2 separate regions of the Mus musculus genome follow, and region 2 is linked to region 1. A link is a contact called in ENCODE Hi-C or POLR2A ChIA-PET data. All regions are on one chromosome and are shown on one strand. The core of a region is the stretch at or near the end of the contact, and the rest is flanking DNA. Distances in the headings are between cores, read along the strand shown. Region 1 holds the start of Coq8b (coenzyme Q8B). Region 2 holds the start of Sertad1 (SERTA domain containing 1).

Region 1 (6,440 bases), core at 528-3,027:
TCACTTTGTAGACCAGGCTGGCCTCGAACTCAGAAATCTGCCTGCCTCTGCCTCCCAAGTGCTGGGATTAAAGGCGTGTGCCACCACTGCCCATTATATTTTCTTATATGCTATTTTCTTTCTTTCCTCTCTCTCTTTTTCCTTCTTCCCTAGACAAGGTCTGTGATGCCAGGCTGGTCTTGAATTTGTGAGTGCAAGCAGTCCTACAGTAGTAACCGAGCAGGCAGCTGAGCCTCCAGCCATGCACTCCCAGGCTTGGCTTTTCAATCTCTCGGTGTTAGCTTCTCAAGAACAGGGATTACAATGGCCCTTTCCCTCTTTCTCTCTCCCTTCTTTACCTTTCTCTCCTTTAAACAGGGTCTCATGTAGTACAGGCGGCCTCAAACTCTCTATGTTGCCAGGAATGACCTTGAACCCTTGATCATCCTGTTCCCTCCTACCTACATCCCAACTGCTGAAATTCCAGGTGGGTGTCCTGGCCACCTCCTTTCCTTTTTGGAGGGTTGGTTGCAACACATTACTTTTTGTTTCATACATGTCTGAACAATCTTGCTGCGGAACCTAAAGTCCTGCCACCTCACCTCTCAGCCCCCACTCCTCCATCAATAGAAGAAATAAACACAGGCCTAGCCTACAAGACCTTGCTCACATCAGGTTCTCAATAAACAGTAAGGTCTACGTTCTGTTTTTCCTTGTCTCTCTCTCCCTCCTAACCCTGTCTTTGATTCACCCTTTCCCTTGCTTCACCTGTAAATGTTCTCTCTGATCGAGGTCACACCTACCCCCAAAGCTGGCCAAGCGACTGATGCGGGAGGCAGGCACCTTGCGTTCACGAGAGCGATCACTCAGCTGAGAAAGAGGAGAGGTGTGAGGTAGGGAAGGTGGACAAGATGGCAGAAAAGCCCTGCAGACTTGCTGCCACTTTCCTCAGACTATCATGGGGGAGGGGGAAGAGGAAGCAATGATACCTGGGGCCGGGGTGCCTTCCTGAGCCGGGCCTCCCGTGCCCTGCGAATGTCATCTTCACTGAGGCCTCTTCCAGGCTGGTCTTGATGAACACTTTGGGCCAAGCAACTCCTACATGGCCCCTGCAGAGAAGTGGATTTTAAAAGAATGAAGGTCTAATCCTTTTTAGACCCATCTACATCATTTTACCTACTCCCCACCCCCCTTCCCTCAACCTCTTTTCCTTGGAGGCCCCCTCCTCAGCCTCTTACCCACCAGTGGGGCCTAGGTCCTAGGGCCCCCCCACAGGGCAGACGAACAGCCCTGCCCAGCGGTCCACAGGTCCTGCGCAGCATGGCACCTAGCTCCAGCCACATTGCCTAAGAAATAATAAGGATTACAGTACTGGGCCTCCTGCTTTGCGCTCTTGTTGGAAAAGCCCCCCTAACCCCCATATCTTTTCCCCTTTTATTTCCAGGTTTCTTCTAGTTACCCCCCCCCCCCCAGCCCGCCCACGTTGCTAAGAACTCAAGTTTTCCATAAGCGCCTCCCCAATCCCCACAAAACTCCTCGCTGTTGCTAAGGTTCTCTCCCGTTGCTAGACGTCCACAGAGCCGCCAGGACAACTCTCTACTTCTCAGCGCCCCTTTCGTTGCTAGGCATCGCCTTACCCTGGGCTGTTAAGCATTCACAATTCCTGTGCTGCCCCCTGCCTAGACACCCCGTTACGACCCCGTTACGGGGCACCTCCCCCGTTGCTAAGCACCCAGTCCACCAGGTTTAGGCTCCAGGTCTAGCACCCGCTGGGCCTCTTAAGCTTCCGGGAACGTCCGCACACCCGCCCCCTTTGATCAGCTAGCCAATGGTAGCACAGCAGCTCGCCGACGTTTGCAAAAACTCACCCCGCTGAGGAGGCGTGGCAAGGGGTGGAACCTAGGCTAAGGCTCTGTGGGTCTTCTGTGTTAGTCGGTGCGCACGTGAGCTCATTGTACTGACCAATGGTCCTTCTTGACAGAATTCTTCTACCCTCCTTTGTCCCTCTCTGTCCCTCTTTGTCTCTGTCTCTCTGTCTCTCTCTCTGTCTCTCTCTTCTTGCGTCCACTTCCCACCTGCTGAAATTGCAGGTCTGAACCATTATATCCACTTACATTTCCGCCTGCCAAGCTCAAAATCTATCCTATGTATTTGGACATCCTCCCCCAACCCCTGCCACCACGGATGCACGAATCCAGGGCCTTGTGCATTCCAGGGACGATTCTTGACCACTGAGCCACAACCCTAGAAATCTTTTTTTTTTTAAGATTTATTTATTTATTATATGTAAGTACAGTGTAGCTGTCTTCAGACACCCCAGAAAAGGGCATCAGATCCCATTACAGATGGTTGCGAGCCACCATGTGGATGCTGGGAATTGAACTCAGGACCTCTGGAAGAGCAGTCAGTGCTCTTACCCGCTGAGCCATCTCGCCAGCCCCAACCCCAGAAATCTTTAAACACATATTCTTCCAAGCAAACATTTCCCTTGCACATGGAGCCTCTCCACTTTGTACCAACACCCACGTCCTGGCACCCAGCCTCCTTCCTGGCACATATAAATCCACTGCCTTGCTTAGGAACTCTTCTCTGCCTTCACCATGACTCCCCTTGGCGGCATACTGTGCCGGTGTTCCCTCCTGCAGTCTACTCTCCACTCTGCCTACTTAGGAGATGGCCCTCAGTGGGAACCCTGCTTCCTTAAGGCCTGACATTTCCCAGAACACACTCAGTCAAGATTCCCAGCGCTGAGTCAGGAGCCTTGGCATGAGAGAAAATTGACTCACTCCTCTTGCTGTCTGGAATAGAAACAGCTGGTGGCTGGGACATCTTTCCCACAATTGAAGAGATGTGTTCCTCACGGCACCCTACTGTCGCTGTCTAGCCCCACCCCCTTTGTTGGGAAAGTCTGTCCCTTTACTGTGTGACCTCAGAAGAGCCCTCCTCCTTCTCTGGACCTCATGTTCTCTAACTTGTATGATGTCTGAGGTGGGTTCCCGTATCTGACTTCTTATTAGCCTATGAAGAGATGACTCATCCTGAAACCTTGGGCCTGTGCCCAATGTCCCTCCAATGGGTGACTCAATTTCAAGATTGAAAGCACCTCCAGTCCTCTTCCAAAGGTGAGGGTCTGACTCAGGAGCTGCAGGCTGCTTGCCATAAGGGACAGGCTGAAAAATCACCTCAGTGGATAATCCCACAGGGCCACTGCTCACAGTGGCCTCGCACCACAAACTCCATGTATCTGAGTTCATTGCAGATGACATAAACAAGGGCAAGGAAAGGGTAGAACTTGAACTCAAAGCTCTCCCTGGTACACTGGGATCATGAAGGCAGCCATGGTGGTGCATGTCTATAATCCCTGCATTTGGAAGAAAGAGGCGGGGAAAGCAAGAATTTAAGGCTATCCTTGGTTTTGAGGCTAGACTGGGCTACTTGAGACCCTACCTCAAAATAAATAAGAGGAAAGCATGGAGCTGCAGGTATATGTCAGTGATACAGCATGTGTGAGCCTCGGCATTAGAAAACAAGAGGTATCAGGTGGTGATGGCACAGGCCTTTAATCCCAGCACTCAGGAGACAGAGGCAGGAGGATCTCTGTGAGTTCCAGGACAGCCAAGAATACAGGGAAAGTCTATCACACACACACACACACACACACACACACACACACACACACACACACACACACACACAAACCCCCAAGGTGCTGGAGTTGGGGCTCAGCAGTTAAGAATGCTTGCTTTTCTTCCAAAGGATCCGAGTTCAGTTCCTAGTGTCCAGGTAGCTTCAATTACCTGTAAGCTCAACTCCAGATCTGATGCCCCCTGCTGGTCGCCAAAGGCACCTGAATGCACCTGCACAGGCACACATGTACACATAAGTAATTAAAGAACCAACCAACCTTGAGGTAATGATCTAGTGTCAGAGCCTAGAACATAAGTCCTCTAGACATGAAATCATCTTCATTTATTTATTTAAAAATCTAAGACCCTGCCAGGCATGGTGGCGCACGCCTTTAATCCCAGCACTCGGGAGGCAGAGGCAGGCGGATTTCTGAGTTTGAGGCCAGCCTGGTCTACAAAGTGAGCTCCAGGACAGCCAGGGCTATACAGAGAAACCCTGTCTCGAAAAAACAAAAAAACAAAAACAAACAAACAAACAAAAATCCAAGACCCTGGGCTAGAGAGATGGCTCAGAGGTTAAGCACACTGACTGCTCTTCCAGAGACCATCCCCAATGAGATCTGATGCCCTCTTCTGGTGTGTCTGAAGTCAGCTACACTGTACTTATGTATAATAATAAATAATTTTTTTAAACCCAAGACCTTGTGCCCATGTAAAACCCAGGCTCTTGTTTTTTGAGATTGGCTCTTATCATGTAGGCCAGGTTGGTGTTGGGCTAGTGAAACATAAGAATGTCTTGTGTCTGCCTCCTGTGTAATATGATTATATGAGTGTGCCATCACCCATGGTTTAGACATGAGATTTCTTCATTGTTTTAAACATTGAAATTCTTTTCTTTAAGATTTATTTATTATGTGTGTACATTATAGCTGTCTTCAGACACACACCAGAAGAGGGCATCCGGTTTCATCACAGATGGTTGTGAGCCACCATGTGGTTGCTGGGAATTGAACTCAGGACCCCTGGAAGAGCAGTCAGTGCTCTTAACCACTGAGTCATCTCTCCAGCCCTGGAATTCTTTCCTAAAAAGGTCTTACCTATGTACTTTATTATTCGAGGCAGGGTTTCTATATGTAGCTCTGGCTGACCTGGAACTAGCATAAATTCACAGAGATCTGTCTGCCTCTGTCCTGAGTACTGGGGATTAAAGGTGTGTGCCACCCTGCCAGCCTTAAAAAGATTTAATTTTATGTGTGCGGGTAATTTTGCCTGCAAATGTCTGTGCATGCTATGCATGCCCTGAAGAAACCACAAGAGGGTGTTCAATGCCCTAGAATTGTGGTTAGAGATGATTGTGAACCCCCATTCAGGGTGCTAGAAACCAAACTCCCAATTCTTCAAGAGAGCGACTAATGGCTCTTAACTACAGATCCATCTCTCCAGCCCTGAGACTGTTTTTGTTGTTTTTCTTTTTCTTTCTTCCTTCCTTCCTCTCTCTCTCTCTTTCTCTCTCTCCCCTGTTGTTGTTGGTTTGTTTGTTTTTCAAGACAGGGTTTCTCAGTATAGCCCCTGGCTGTCCTGGAACTCACTCTGTAGACCAGGCTGGCCTCAAACTCAGAAATCCGCCTGCCTCTGCCTCCCAAGAGCTGGGATTAAAGGCGTGCGCCACCACCGCCCGGGTTTTGTTGTTTTTCAAGACATGGTTTCTGTGTAATAGCCCTGGCTGTCCTAGAACTCACTTTGTAGATCAGGCTGGCCTTGAACTCAGAAATCTGCCTGCCTTTGACTCCTTAGTACAGTAATTAACGGTGTAGGGCACATACCCGGCTAGCCCTGGAATTCTTTGAAAACAAACACATATAAATTTATTTATCCACAAATCTCGCACTCTGCAGTCCTGGGCTCGAACTCAGGACATCAGATTTGGCAGACCTGCTGTCATTTCATTCCCCTCCCCTTTTGTGTGTATTGGGGAGGAGTGTTTGAGATGGGGGGTCTATGTGGTCCAGGTTGGCCTAGAACTCACATAGATCCGTTAGCCTCTGCCTCCAGAGTGCGGGTATAAAAAGCTGTACCATCAAGTTGTCTCCTCTGTGTGCGTGTGTGACTACCCCTGACTAGGAACTGGCCATGGAACTAAGGATGACAACCTCTGAACCTCCACTCTCCATTTCCCAAGTGTTGGGATTACAGGTTTGTACCACCATGCATCAGACTTCTCACGGGAGATTTAGTGGAAGGGAAGGCAACTAACTGCTTGAGAATTGACTGCGGAAGCACTGAAACTTACGCCTGTGGGGATGTCTCAAGTCTTTGGAAAGTCCATCTTGTCTCTGAATGTTGAATGAGTGCGTGGTTGAACTTGTTACTGGGGCGGAGTAAGTGATGTAGGGAAAGATCGCGGGGGCGCACGACCTAGACCCTGACCAGAATCAGAAGCCAAGTGCTGGTTCCCTGCGAGACACACGGTGGCATCCGAGGCTCCGCCCCACACTCGTCAACTCGTCACTTCCGGCGAGGGCCGTGTTTTGGGCTTTCCCTGGGAGGTGGAGTATCGGTTAACCCCTGCATATCCGAGCGGCCTGGAGCTCGGCGGGCCGGAACCCACGAGTTGGGGCTCCCCAGCCACACCCCTCGTAGGATTTTAAAGGGGAAGGAGGGGCCGGACGGGCCAAAGCCCGGGCCCTGGGAGCGGGTATGAGGCGCTGCCCGTGCCGGGGGAGCCTGAGCGAGGCGGAGGCCGGCGCACTGCCAGCCGAGGCCCGCATGGGGCTGGAGGCGCTGCGAGGTGGGCGGCGGCGACAGCCTGGACTACAACGACCTGGACCGGGAGCA
Region 2 (6,450 bases), core at 3,233-5,732, 250 kb before region 1:
TGTAGTGAAAGCATGTCTCAAAAACCACAGTTGCACATGCCTGTAATTCCAGCTTGTAAGGAAGTAAAGGCAGAAGGATCAGGAGTTCAAAGCCAGCCTCCACTACAGAGTGAGCTAGAGGCCAGCCTAGGATACAGAAGACTCCTCTAAAAAAATAAAAAGCGAGAGAGGCCCCCACACCAGACTGATCACGGTTACATCGTAGTTCCCTAACCAGTCACAAGGGGGGGCCGCAGAGCTCAGCCCGGGCTCCTTAGGTCTCAGCCTCAGCTAGGGGCCGTCGATGTCCTATGGTCTAGGCACAGGAGTCTCCAGGAGGGTTTGGGTTCAGGAGTCTGGAGGGTCCTTAACTTGGCACCAGCTAGCCTGAAGCCATGTCCATCTGTTTCTCTCGGTGGCCCGCCTCAGTCACTTCCAGAAATGGGCACAGCTTCCTCTGTTCCTCCAGGAAACCAAGCTCCGCCTACCCCTTCCAGGCCCCTGGGGCTGCGTGCAGCTCCCGCCTCTCCAGCCCCACCCCGTCCGCAGTCTTGGAGCTTCCGGCCCCTGGGGAGGCCCAGGAGTGGCCCTCTCGTGTCACAGTCCCCAGATTCTGGACCCATCCTGCCCTTTGGGTGGCAGTCATTCCCCCCCCCCCCCAACCCCGCCCCAGCTCCTCCCTCCCTGCCCTCCCCACCATCCTTCCGCTCTCGGGGCCCTGCCCTGCCCTGCCCCCACGGCCGCCAGGAAGGACGCAGCCTGGGTCCCGTGCCAGGGCTGTGAGTGTGCGGCCCCTCCCAGCCAGGCCAGGAATGCAGCTGGACCGCGGGGGCGGCCGCAGACACCCGGCTCCGGCCAGGCCCAATGCTCCGCTCAGGCAGGCAGGTGGCCCCGGCTTGCCCGGACCTGGATAGCTTCTAGATGGAAAGCCAGCTGCCTGCCCCTGAAGGTCCTGCCTTCTCTCCACTAAACTTAGTGGTTTTATTTTGAGAGACCTCCTGAAAGCTCCCACCCTTTGCTCAAAGATATCTCATACCGGGAGTGCAATTTATTCCACTATAACCGTGGGAGTGTCACGGGATTACAAGTTTGATGTTATTTTATCCTTGATCGGCACAGATGCAAAGAAGCACACACACTTGGTATTTCCCAAAGCTGGTTTTAATTTCAAAAAATTATGAGGTCTCTTCCCACACTGGGGATAATGGGATGGGATAGCCCAAACTATTATCCCAGTTCAACCCCAGCCTGGCCCAAACACCATTACTGTCACTGGGCCCTGTCATTTCACCACTCGGGGCTCATTTCCAACTCCTTCACTGGTCAAGACAGGTGGATGGATGTGAAGTTCCCAGGACTCAGTACAGTCTCTCCAAAGTGACCCTGGCTCTCCTCTGTGAGGGGACGCCACCTGTGTCGTGTCAAAGTGGGTTGGTGTCACCACCAGGCTCAACTCAGATCCAAGTCAATTCTCCCTGGGTCCTAAGGGTCAGCGCCCAGGCCCTGGTGGCCTTTCCAGTGCCTGTGTGCCTACTAGTACATCCATGAGGTAGTCCAACTCCGCCTCATCCAACTCTGGAGGCTCCTCCTTGGCTGGGCCATTCTCAGGGCCGGGCTTGAGACCCTCAGAGGCTGGTAACCAAAGTTCACTGTCGTACATGGAGGTATCGATGTCCTCAAACAGGCCCTCCAGTCCATCGTCCAGCAGACAGCCAGTGGCTGGGCCTAGCAAGTCCAAGGCACCCAGGTTGGGTGAGATCCCCCCGATGGAGCGGCCTGGAGGCCCCTCATCTGCTTGGGGTTGGGGGGCCTGGTTCAGGTCCTCAATGTGGTTGAGATCTTCCAGGAGGCTGGCCATGGAGGCTGAGAGGCCAGCATCTGAGCTAGCCAGAAGGCTGTCTGCCACAGAAGGGGCTGGGGGCTGGATGGGCTCAGGCGGCAGGACAGGTGCGGGTTCCATGGACGCCTGGATGCGCCTCAGTGTGTTCACCACAAGCACCAGGTGCCGGAGGTCCGGCTCGCTCTGCCGCAGGCTGTGGTGGAGCTTGACCACTGAGAGGTCAAAGAGGGAGCTAGAAGCCACCGTCGGCGGGGTCTGCGCCACTGCCGGGTGGCTCGGATCCAACCAGCACGAGTCCACGGAGAGGGCTTCCATCGTCTCCTCCTCCTCCCGCTTGCGCTTCAGACCTTTGCTCAGCATCCTCTGCAGGGAGGAAGGAGCCATTCAGTTATGGGAAGCCAATACTCAGTTCACACCCAGCTCTGACAACTGCTGTCTGTGGGATCCTGACCAGTCGATTAACCTCCAGGTCTAGGTTTTCTAAGCAAATTCTTATTTGTTTCTAACGGGACAGGGTCCCGTGTAACTCAGGCTGACCTGCCCCCAAACGTGCTATGTAGGCAGCTTCTGCTCTTCCCTTCTTCCCCTTCCCAGCGCTGGGATTACAGGTGTGTGCCACCATACTTGGTGTATTTGATGCTGGGGATGGAACTTCCTGGGCCTCCTGCATGTAAGGCAAACATTCTACCAACTGAGTTATATTCTCAGCGTCCTCAGTGAGCTTCTGAGATACAGACAGCATTCTGTTATAAGTTGCTACTACAGATTAGATTAAAGGAACAAAAAGCCCTTGCAACATGGTCATTAGTACTTGAAATTTTACTTTTATTTTACATTTTTGTGTTTGTGTGTGTGCGCGCATGAGCGTGCAGATGTCCAAAGAAGCCAGCTGCTGGAATCCCTGGAGCTGATTTTAAAGTAACTGTACGCCATCAGATGTGAGTACTGGGAACTGAAATCAGGTCCTTTGTAGGAACAGCAAGCTCTAAAACCACATCACTAGTTCTTATTTATAAGCACTCTTTGGTTTTGCTCTTTTGAGACAGGGCCCCACACTGTAGTCCGGGCTGACCAGCCATTCCAGGCAATCCTCCTGTCTCAGTCTCCCAAGGGGTTAGGATTACAGGTGTGTTCCATTCCTTGATTACAAATACAGCCATCTTACACAGTTCAATACAGAGTATCTGCTATGCATGGAACTCTATGGTCAAATGTACAGAAAGTGGTAGGAAGATGCCATCCTGGGAGGTAGTCAAGGCAGGTTTTTCTAAGAAAGATAAGTACATTGAAGCTGAGTCCTGCTGTTTGCACTGTAGGCTATGGAGAAGCAGGGCCAGGCTTTCCTGAAAGAGCCAAAGGAAGACAGAGAGAGGTAAACCTGAACTGGGGAGTTTAAAAAAAAAAAAAAAAAGAAGGCCACCACACACTAGGAGCAGGCGCAGAGAGTGTGACACAGTAGGAGTCCCGGTGGGGGTGGGGAGCAAGCAGGAGGAGGCGCGGGCAGGAATAGGAGGCTTGGATTTTCAGAGTGTCAGGACAGAGTCATGGAGGGTAGGGTCTAGGCAGGAAGATGAATGGTGACGTTAGTTGGCAAGGTCTCTAGAGGATCCCCGGTAGCTGCTGCCTGGGGAAAGATCGGTGGCGGGGCAGCATCATGTGTGTGTGTGTGTGTGTGTGTGTGTGTGTGTGTGTGTGTGTGTGTAGGTTTGGAGATAGAAGTGGGCCTGAACTGCCTGCCTTCCGACTGCTGTACTCACTGGGATGCTGGCCGCTTGGGTTTAAAGCCTAAGCTGTTAGTAGTCACTCAAGGAAGTAAGGGTCCCGAACTTATTGAGGAAAGAGAGAGACAAGGGAAACCCTGAAGGGCCGCGGGAGTAAGTCATTGACAGAAGTTTGAAAATCGGTACTTTCTTCCAAGAGGACTAGAGTTTGAAGCCCCTAGCCTAATCTAACGGGGGCATAAAGGCCGCAGGGTCTCAGTCCCGGGGACGCTGCCTAGACCTAGCAAGACACTAAAAATCCAGTCTTTGCCCTTTTCGCTGAAGACCCGGGAGCCGGGAACCGCAGGAATTCAGCCCCCACCCCGACTCCGCCCCCCCGAGTCCCGGCGCCCCCTAGCGGTACTCCAACCTGGGCTCCCCCGGGGACTCCGGCCCCAGTGACCCCGGGATCCTTTAGATTCCCCAGGGTACCGCCTGTCCCTCCCGGGCCACAGCGAGCCGCGACCCCCGCGGGCCGCTCAGTGAGCCCGGCCTTCCCTCGCTTCCGGAAGGCAGCGGAGGCGGCTCCTCCCGGAGCGGCGGCGGCGGGGGCGGGTGAGTCACGCAGCCGGAGCCAGGGAGCCGGCGCCTCCGCCCCCTTCTCGGGCTCCGACGTGATTCACCCAGCCCGGCCCGGGCGGGCGACACATACAGGCCCTGGGCGCTCGATCCCGGTCAGCCCCGGCCACCATCTACCTAGCTGAGGTATCGAACACCCTAAAGAACCCGGCCCCCCGTACCCCCGTCTTTCCCCACCAGGCCCCTTCATTTACATACACAGATCACTCGCGGCCAATCAGAACGAAGAGGGAGCCACACGCAGCCAATCAGGAAGCGGCTGCCGTAGCATCGCTAGCTTGTTCTGCTCCAGCAACCGACACCTGGGACGGTAGGCGCAGTTCTGACTCCGGCGCACGACTCCAGACACTCGACTATCCCTAGTTCCCGCCCACTCGCGTGGCAGCCCCGCCCTGCAGCTCAGGGATCGGCTCTCGTTGGTGGTGGTGGGCGGAGCCTGAGCGGGGCCGTTCCAGAAGGAGGGGGGAGGTTGTCCCTAAAGCGCATGCCCAGGAGGACTGCCTGAGCGAAGGGACAGCTCTGGTAGCGATTTCCCTTGTGGGGCGATGACAGGTAGGGGTTTTGTACTTTAAAAAGTACAGGCCTGTCACTTCATGTGTTATTTTAGAAAACTGTATGACTTCTGGAAGAGGACCTACTTCTTGAGAGTTACAAAATTAACAGTTTTCTCAGTAGGGCTTAGGATACTGGACTCAATACAGTGAGACAACTGGATTCTACTATGATTAAAGACGGGAGTAAGGGGGGGACGGAACGACACCAGAGTCACGTCCTGGGCATCAGTTCCGGAGGAGCTGTGTGACTTTGGGCAGCAGTTTAAGTCCCTGAAAATAATTTCCTGCGGGGCGTGGTTGTTCACACCCATAACCCCAGTATGGGAAAACTAAAGTATGGGGGATTGCTTTGAGTTTGCAGCCGGACTACTTAGTGGATTTGAATCCAGCCTGGACCTCAGAGTGAGATCCTGTCTTAAAACAAAACAAAACAAAACAAAACAAACTAGCAAAAAAAACCGACGAACTTTTTTTTTTTTTTTTTTTTTTTTTTGCGACAGTTTCACTAACTTGCCCAAGTTAGCCTGGGAAACAGAGCAACCAACCCTCCTCAGCCTGTCAGTGACTGGAACCAGAGACTTATGCCACACCTAATATTCTTTTTTTTTTTTTTTTTGGTTGTTTGGTTAGTTGGGTTTTAGTTTAGTTTTTGTGTATGTTTTTGTTTGTCTCTTTGTCTTGGTTTTGGGTTTTCGTTTATTTTGAGACAGGGTTTTTCTGGGCAACAGCCATGATTGTCCTGTAACTCAATCTATAGACCAGGCGGCCTCTAACTCAGAGATTCACTAACCTCTGCCTCCTGAGAGCTGGGGTTAAAGGCCTGCGCTCCACACCTGGCCTTCAGCTATTCTTAAAATATGTTTGGAAAGGTACAGTTTAGTGAAAGAGTGCTTGCCTCACATTTCAGCATGTTAAACACCTGCACTTGGTTACAGCACTGAAAAATAAAATAAAGTAAAATAGCCTGATGATTTACTAAGAGTAGAACATTAAGGGCTGGAGAGGTGGCTCAGTGGCTAAGAGTACTTGTTGCTCTTGCAGAGGACCAGGCTCGGCTCCTGGTTCAGGTTCAGTTCAGCACCCACATGGCAGCTCATGACTGCCTATAACTGTAGTTTTAGAAGATCCAACACCCTATTCTGACTTTCTCAGTCACTCGATACACGTACTACATAAACAGCCAAACAAGCACAAACACAAATCCAAACAGTAGAATGCTGGGCTGAGGAGGTGGCTCAGTGGGTAAAGACACTGGTGCTGCTAAGTGACAAGCTGAGTTCTGTCTCCAGGGCTACAGAGAAACCATGTGTGGAGAAACAAACAAACAAACAGTCAATCAACAAAGAGCTAGTCTGTGAAGCTGGAGAGGTGGTTAAACTGTTAAGACTACTGTCTGGTCTTCCAGAAGACATGGGTTTGATTCCTAGCACCTACATAGGAGTCCCAACAATATAATTCCAGATGCCCTATTCTGGCTTTTGTGGGTTCCAGGCACATATGTGGTACATAGGCAGACATGTAGGTAAAACACCTATGTATACAAAGTAAGATAAATCTTCATGTGGTTGCTGGGATTTGAACTCTGGACCTTCGGAAGAGCAGTCGGGTGCTCTCACCCACTGAGCCATCTCACCAGCCCCCTAAGATAAATCTTTTAGAAGATCTATTATGTAACCAATAAAGGTTCAAGCACTATCTTCTATTTAACTTTTTTTTTTTTTTTTCTGAGGCAGGGTTT

Evidence for each region. A loop is a pair of places that touch in the nucleus more often than their neighbours do. ChIA-PET counts read pairs that join two places held with the same protein, here RNA polymerase II (POLR2A).
Region 2: a loop to region 1 is called in a map of left cerebral cortex, with 4 times the contacts of the local background. The contact joins the promoter of Sertad1 here to the promoter of Coq8b in region 1. A Hi-C loop is called at or near these places in 1 of 37 maps with a recorded cell type or tissue (left cerebral cortex). POLR2A ChIA-PET finds 5 or more read pairs at or near these places in 2 of 5 experiments (Patski and embryonic stem cell).

The regions. Positions count from the first base shown.
Region 1 is chr7:27,228,350-27,234,789 of GRCm38, reverse strand. It overlaps Coq8b (coenzyme Q8B), which reads right to left and starts at 1,777. Exons shown (of 15, transcript NM_133770.2): 1 at 1,617-1,777; 2 at 1,218-1,325; 3 at 969-1,088; 4 at 783-849. The coding sequence starts at 1,322. Itpkc (inositol 1,4,5-trisphosphate 3-kinase C) reads left to right here and starts at 6,173. Exons shown (of 7, transcript NM_181593.3): 1 at 6,173-6,440. The coding sequence starts at 6,303.
Region 2 is chr7:27,484,985-27,491,434 of GRCm38, reverse strand. Sertad1 (SERTA domain containing 1) reads right to left here and starts at 4,482. Exons shown (of 2, transcript NM_018820.4): 1 at 4,357-4,482; 2 at 1,121-2,182. The coding sequence starts at 2,179. The coding sequence ends at 1,469. Gm38972 (a long non-coding RNA gene) reads left to right here and starts at 4,475. Exons shown (of 5, transcript XR_881906.2): 1 at 4,475-4,710.